2 separate regions of the Homo sapiens genome follow, and region 1 is linked to region 2. A link is a contact called in ENCODE Hi-C or POLR2A ChIA-PET data. All regions are on one chromosome and are shown on one strand. The core of a region is the stretch at or near the end of the contact, and the rest is flanking DNA. Distances in the headings are between cores, read along the strand shown. Region 1 overlaps ATRN (attractin). Region 2 overlaps EBF4 (EBF family member 4).

Region 1 (3,038 bases), core at 198-2,697, 860 kb after region 2:
CATTTTAAGTTGAGATTGTTTTTGTACTGACATACCTCTCCATATTCTCAATCTAATTGAACATCGTGCTTTGTTGCTTATAGCTGACAAATGATTAATACTTTTTAGATTCTTAGTGAAAATCTTGACTTATGCTGCTGACACTTTTCCCAGTCTGTGCCTATAAGCAGGCTTTTGTGCTGGAGATGGCCATACTTGTTGCCAATGCCGAGTTTTTTTCCTCCCAGTTCCCTATTGCTCCACCCTCTGAAAGTCACTGAAGTGGTTTTAGAGCTTTCATTCTAGAGGGAGCTCTTCCCCACACTTACTTCTAAGAAGTAATAATTTTAAGTTTCATAATCAAGGAGATGTTGATTTTCTTCCTGGTTTTCTGGTGCTCCTTATCTTTTCTGGATCACTAACTTAAATTAAGATCCACTTATGAATGCTGCATTCAGGAGCACTTGTGAAAATAAACGATGGCATGCCCACCATTTAGTTTGCCAAGCTTTCCTTGAAAACGCAGGTAAGTTCTATTGCAAACGTGTCTTTTTGCTGTTTGGTACAAATGACTGCACTATTCACTGTGACTAGGCCCGTGTCACCGTGTGTTCTCAGTCCTCGCATGAGAGCCTGGTTGACACTGGTTCTCTCTGCTTTGGGGACCGTATCTGGCTGTGCGCTATGTGGAGGGCTGAGCTCGTGTCTTCCTGGGTAAATACATCATGTTCTCAACAAGGGCTGCATGTTTCTTTATTGCTGTTTTTTCCCCAGAGACTTAGCTTTTCTAGGTGTGTAGCATGGCTCTTAAATACACACATTTAGCAACTGTGCAAATTCAGTAAAAATGGAGAGACTTATTTAAGGAAGACAGTAGGGAAATGTCTAAATAGTGCAGTGTAGGCCATTCAGTTAAATTTCAGTATGGCTTTCGATGCAGGCAAAGCCGTTTTGCCTTTGATTCTCATTTTTTAAATTAGATTTTAAAAATTGAGATTCTCCTTTTTTAAATGAGATTTTAAAAATTGAGATTCTCCTTTTTTAAATGAGATTTTAAAAATTGAGATTCTCCTTTTTTAAATGAGATTTTAAAAATTGAGATTCTCCTTTTTTAAATGAGATTTTAAAAATTGAGATTCTCATTTTTTAAATGAGATTTTAAAAATTGAGATTCTCATTTTTTTAAAGCAAAGTAACTGAGGAAATCTAATTCTCTAGTTGGAAATTTGTGTAAGCATTGGGGCTTTAAAAATGGTAATACTAAACTCAAGTTCCTTCACTCTGAACCAATCCCAGGATTCTTTTCCATAATTAGGAACAGATCAAAACCTATAACTGCTGAGGGAATTTGAAACTGACTATAAAAATCTTTGTAGATGCAGCTAAAAAACAAACAAAACCCACAGACTGAAAAGTCCTGTTTCTGGGAGGGTGGCGGGTGTGTTGGGGCCGGTTGTGCCTGTTTTTTGATTGGTTGTTCCTGTGGGTGAGCACCCTTCCCTCTGCCCCTGCTTTCTGAAAGCTATCCTAGTTGTTCTCCCCAGTAAGCCGGGGCTCAGCCGGCTTCAGCTATGTCCATAGTTTGGGGGCGTGGGCGGTAGGTATTCAAGATAGAAGATGGTTGGACAGAAAGTGTGTGAGGTGGGAAGGTGGAGTGGTGAGGCTCTGGCTCGTTCCCGACTCTGCAACAGAGGTTGTTACTGTAATGTGGAGCTAATATAGAAGTCTGCGTGCTGGGTGTTTCATCTACTGTTTTATGTAAGAGGCCAGTGTTCACAAGTAAAGGCAACACAGAATTGGTATTGAGAACTGGGCATTCATTTAGATTTTAGAGTTCTGTTTATGGGTGCTAACAGGATCGCTATACTGAGCAAGGGATGTGTGAAACTTTTGTTCACTTGGATGTGCTTTTTTTCTTATAACAGCTTTATTGAGACATCATTTACATACCATACAGTTCGCTCATTTAAAGTACACAATTCAGTGGTTTTCAGTGTATTCACAGAAGCGTGCAGCCACCCGTCACTACAGCCAATTTTAGAATATTTTCACCACTTCCAGAAGAAGCCCCTAGCAGTCAGTCCTCATTCCCCCCTCTTCCGGCAACCCCCAGTCTGTATTTCCTGTCTCTGTGGATTTGCCTATTCTGGACATTTTATATAAATTGAGTCACATGATATGCTCTCACTTAGCATACTGTTTTCAAGGTTCACCCGTGTTTAGTATGTTTCAGTACTTATTCCTTGTCATAGCTGAATAATCTTCCTTATATGTATATACCACGTTTTGTTTATCCATTTTTCTATCGATGGATGCTTGGGTGGTTTTCACTCTTTGGCTATTATGAATAGTGTCAGATATACTTTTAATGTTTATATTTATTGTATAATAACAGTGCATATCCGTACCTCCTGGTGTTAATTGTCTGTATCTTAAGAGTTTTAAGAATTATATGGTTGTGCTGTAATTCTAGCACTTAGGGAGGCCGAGGCGGGCAGATCGCTTTAGCTCAGGAGTTTGAGACCAGGCTGGGCAACATAGTAAAACCCTGTCTCTACTAAAGTACAAAAAATTAGCTGGGCGTGGTGAAGTGTTCCTGTAGTCCCAGCTACTTGCAAGGCTGAGGCACAAGAATCACTTGAACCCAGGAGGCAGATGTTGCAGCGAGCCAAGATTGCACCACTGTACTGCAGCCTGAGCGACAGAGCAAGACTCCTGTCTCCAAAAAAAAAAAAAATTTTTCTTTATGATGAAACCCACAAGGCTGTACAAGAACCTTAAATATAGTTTGAAACAAAGAAAGACACATGCTTTTAAGTACAGTTTAATTCTTTTCTTTTTTCTTTTTTCTTTTTTTTTTTTTTTGGAGACAGAGTCTCACTCTGTCGCCCAGGCTGGAGTACAGTGGTGCAATCTTGGCTCGCTGCAACATCTGCCTCCTGGGTTCAAGTGATTCTCGTGCCTCAGCCTTGCGAGTAGCTGGGACTACAGGAACACTTCACCACGCCCAGCTAATTTTTTGTATTTTAGTAGAGACAGGGTTTTACCATGTTGCCCCC
Region 2 (3,375 bases), core at 360-2,859:
CACATCCCCGGGGTGGTGGAGGTGACCCTCTCCTACAAGTCCAAGCAGTTTTGCAAGGGATGCCCCGGCCGCTTTGTCTACACAGGTAAGGAGTCGGGCGGGGGAGTGGAGGTCTAAGGTGCGCGGAGGGAGCCCCACCCTGCGCACTGGTCTCCGTTCTTGGTGATAGGAGTTAGCCGAGCTCTACGCTGTGGCCACGACCCCTAGACGGCCCCGGGCCCCTTTAACCACCTATGCCTGTGATCGCTCCGCTCGCAGGACCGTCTTTCCCTGGCTCTGTGTGTTTCCCTCCCTGGCCTCTGGCTCCTTAGTCCCTTCCCCGGGGCAAAGTCCCCCCCACAACCAACATTCTTACTCCCTCAGCCATCTCACCTCCTGAACATTGTGTCTCCCGCCCGCACTCTCCAGGGTTTAGAGCCTCTCCAAAGGGATGTTTATTCCAAAGATGCCAATGGGGTCGCTGCTCCCCGAATCTTCTCTGGGTCTCTTGGTTCCCCCACGCTACCCCAGGCCTCACTCTGCATGTACACGCACACACACGTGCGTACATACACACCCCTTGCACGACGCCAGGGCGAGCAGTGAACACACGTGGAGAGGCAGTGTAGAACCCCCCAGCCTGGCTCTATTTGGCCGCTGGCCGAGTCTTCTCCATTTCCATCCTCCCGCCCCGCCCCAGCTGAGCCACCCACTTCTCCTCTCCACCCCACCGCAGTCCCCACCATCGCGCAGCCCCCCGCACCGATGCTCATCGAGCCCTTCGAGGGACACTCGGTAGTGACCCTACTTAGCCTCCCCGGAGCTCCAGTCTAACGCGGAAAGGCTGAGCAGAGAACCGCATGGGGTGGGTGGGGTCACGCGGTCAAGGGGCTGACAATCAAGGAAAACCTTTGGTAGGGAGTGCCTGCTGAGCCCGGCTCAACCGAAACCCGAGGGCTGAGTGGGGAGGTTGACCTGGGGAAGGAAGGGTGGTTGCAGAAGGAATGATAAGGACCGATCCCCAGAAGTGAGTGCTTTCTCTTTGCCGGGAAACTAAAGGAAATCCACTAAGTCAGGATCAGAGGTGAAGGTAGGGCTCTGAGACTGGTGGATTAGGTCGGGGCCAGGCTATCTGAAAAGGGCGGTGCGGGGATCAGGAAAAGGGGAAGGAGGAGGAGAAGGGCGTGGGGAGCTGGGTCAGACGCGCATACACACACACACCCCTTGCACAACGCCAGGGTAAGCAGTGAACACAACACACGTGGAGATGCAATGTAGAATCTGGCCGCTGGCCGGATCTTCTCTACTTCCATCCTCCCGCCCCAGCCCAAGCCACCCACTTCTCCAGTTGCTTCCCTGGGGTGCATGCAAACCTCTAGCCTTCAGATGCTGCAGAGAGTCCACTTGAGCCGTGATAAATGGAGATTGTTAAGTTTTTTCTTTTTTATAATAAACTCCTGATTTGACCAGATGAAAAGAGAAAACTCTCCATCGAGTCCTGCCCTTAGGACTATAACTCATATGTGTATACGGTTTCCCTTTTTTCTAATCACAAATGGGTGCATGTGTGTTCATACCAAGCGCCTAGGGCCGAGGACAGAGGCTGGCTCAGTAAATATTTGTTGAGTAAACAAACGAAAGAACTGAAACTTCCCTGAATCTCGCTGCCGGGGGTGCCTGGAGTTTTCCGGGGGACTTGGGCTGGGCCTGGTGGAGGGGGCTGCAGCGAGGCTCTCGGACTGGGCGCTGGCCTGCTTTTGGCGCCCTGCGTCTCACCCTGGGAGTGGGGGGCTGCGGGGGAGACGTCCTCCAAACGCCGCCCCCTTCCCCAGCTCTGAACGAGCCCACCATTGACTACGGATTCCAGAGGCTACAGAAAGTCATTCCCAGACACCCCGGAGACCCCGAGAGGCTGCCCAAGGTACTCAGAGGGGCGGGGCGGGGCGGGGCTGAGGGTGTCCTGTGGGCAAGGGGGTGAGGAGGGGCTCCCGAGGGCCCCTTGGTCGCCCCCAGGGGCTGCCCCTCCGTCCCGCTGTCTCTCCCCCTGTCCCCAGGAAGTGCTGCTGAAGCGGGCGGCCGACTTGGCAGAAGCCCTGTACGGAGTGCCCGGCAGTAACCAGGTATGGCGCCTCCGCCCTCCCAGCGCCGCCGGGACCGGGGCCCCCCAGCACGCGGCGCCCGCGGCTGCCCCGGCCGTGCCCCGCTCTTGTCTTCGCAGGAGCTGCTCCTGAAGCGCGCGGCGGACGTGGCCGAGGCTCTGTACAGCACCCCCCGCGCACCCGGGCCGCTCGCACCCCTGGCCCCGAGCCACCCACACCCCGCCGTCGTGGGCATCAACGCCTTCAGCAGCCCGCTGGCCATCGCCGTCGGGGACGCCACCCCGGGGCCCGAGCCGGGTGCGTGGGCCGCGCCTCCCCGCCGTCCTCGGGCGCCGCCACCGCCCCTCCCCGGCCGGCACCGCCCCCTGACGGCCGCGCTCTCTCTCGCAGGCTACGCGCGCAGCTGCAGCAGCGCGTCCCCCCGCGGGTTCGCGCCCAGCCCCGGCTCGCAGCAGAGCGGCTACGGCGGCGGCCTCGGAGCTGGCCTGGGCGGCTACGGCGCGCCGGGCGTGGCCGGCCTCGGCGTGCCTGGGTCCCCCAGCTTCCTCAATGGCTCCACCGCCACCTCGCCCTTCGCCAGTGAGTGTCCCCCGCCCGCGAGGGAAGGTCTGGGGCCGGGGAGCGGAACGGGACTCAGCCCCGCCCCCGCCCATCCCGGAGAGGTTGGGGCGCCGGCGCCGTGAGAGTCGACCCTGGCTCAGCCCTCGGGGTCAGGCCCACCGTCCCCGCCTGGGACCTCCCCTGCCGCAGAACCTCAACCCCACCCCTAGGCTGCACATCCCGGGGTCCTGGGGCCAGAGTACTCCGTGCACTTTTAGCCTTCTTTGCCGGTCCGTTATGCACATCGCTTCTAGGCCTCCGGTCCCCCTGAAGTGGGCTCTAATGGGTGGCGGGCGTCCATCTGAAACCTGGGACACCGCCCCCTTCCCATCTCGCGCCCGGACTTGGGGAGGAGGCTGGCGCCGCCTGCCGGAAGCCTAAGGAAACTCAGGGCTCGAGGGAAGCCGGCTTCCAGCCGCCCCCCAGCTCCCAGGACTCCAGAGGCCAGGTGGGCGTGGGGAGGATGTGGTCCCCGCGATGTCGTCCGGCAGAGCGAGCGAGTTCTGTGTGATCAGACAGAATTTGAGTTTCAGTGTCCAAATCAGGAGCTGCCGGGCATTCAGCAAGTTACTTATTTGAACTTGTTTCCTCGCAGTCAAATAGGGTCAATTCCACCCCCTGCTTAAGGTTGATCTCGGATCTGAATGTGCCACTGTGCCTAAAGGGCCAGTGTGTGATTTCGGAGTCCCAGCCCTGA

What was found. A loop is a pair of places that touch in the nucleus more often than their neighbours do. ChIA-PET counts read pairs that join two places held with the same protein, here RNA polymerase II (POLR2A).
Region 1: a loop to region 2 is called in a map of posterior vena cava, with 18 times the contacts of the local background. The contact joins two enhancer-like sites. A Hi-C loop is called at or near these places in 1 of 168 maps with a recorded cell type or tissue (posterior vena cava). POLR2A ChIA-PET finds 5 or more read pairs at or near these places in 1 of 52 experiments (H1).

Annotation. Positions count from the first base shown.
Region 1 is chr20:3,612,729-3,615,766 of GRCh38, forward strand. The region is part of intron 24 of ATRN (attractin); the gene reads left to right. Among named protein-coding and RNA genes, the nearest start is that of GFRA4, 49 kb to the right of the region's middle. Within about 2 kb of position 1,448, at least 4 of the 41 ENCODE cell types and tissues checked have a DNase peak (open chromatin) inside an H3K27ac peak, as active enhancers do.
Region 2 is chr20:2,749,889-2,753,263 of GRCh38, forward strand. EBF4 (EBF family member 4) reads left to right here. Exons shown (of 17, transcript NM_001395167.1): 10 at 1-85; 11 at 1,812-1,900; 12 at 2,034-2,099; 13 at 2,198-2,375; 14 at 2,469-2,657. Among named protein-coding and RNA genes, the nearest start is that of CPXM1, 49 kb to the right of the region's middle. RefSeq lists silencers at 419-558, 2,337-2,516 and enhancers at 495-1,175, 1,244-1,755. Within about 2 kb of position 1,610, at least 8 of the 41 ENCODE cell types and tissues checked have a DNase peak (open chromatin) inside an H3K27ac peak, as active enhancers do.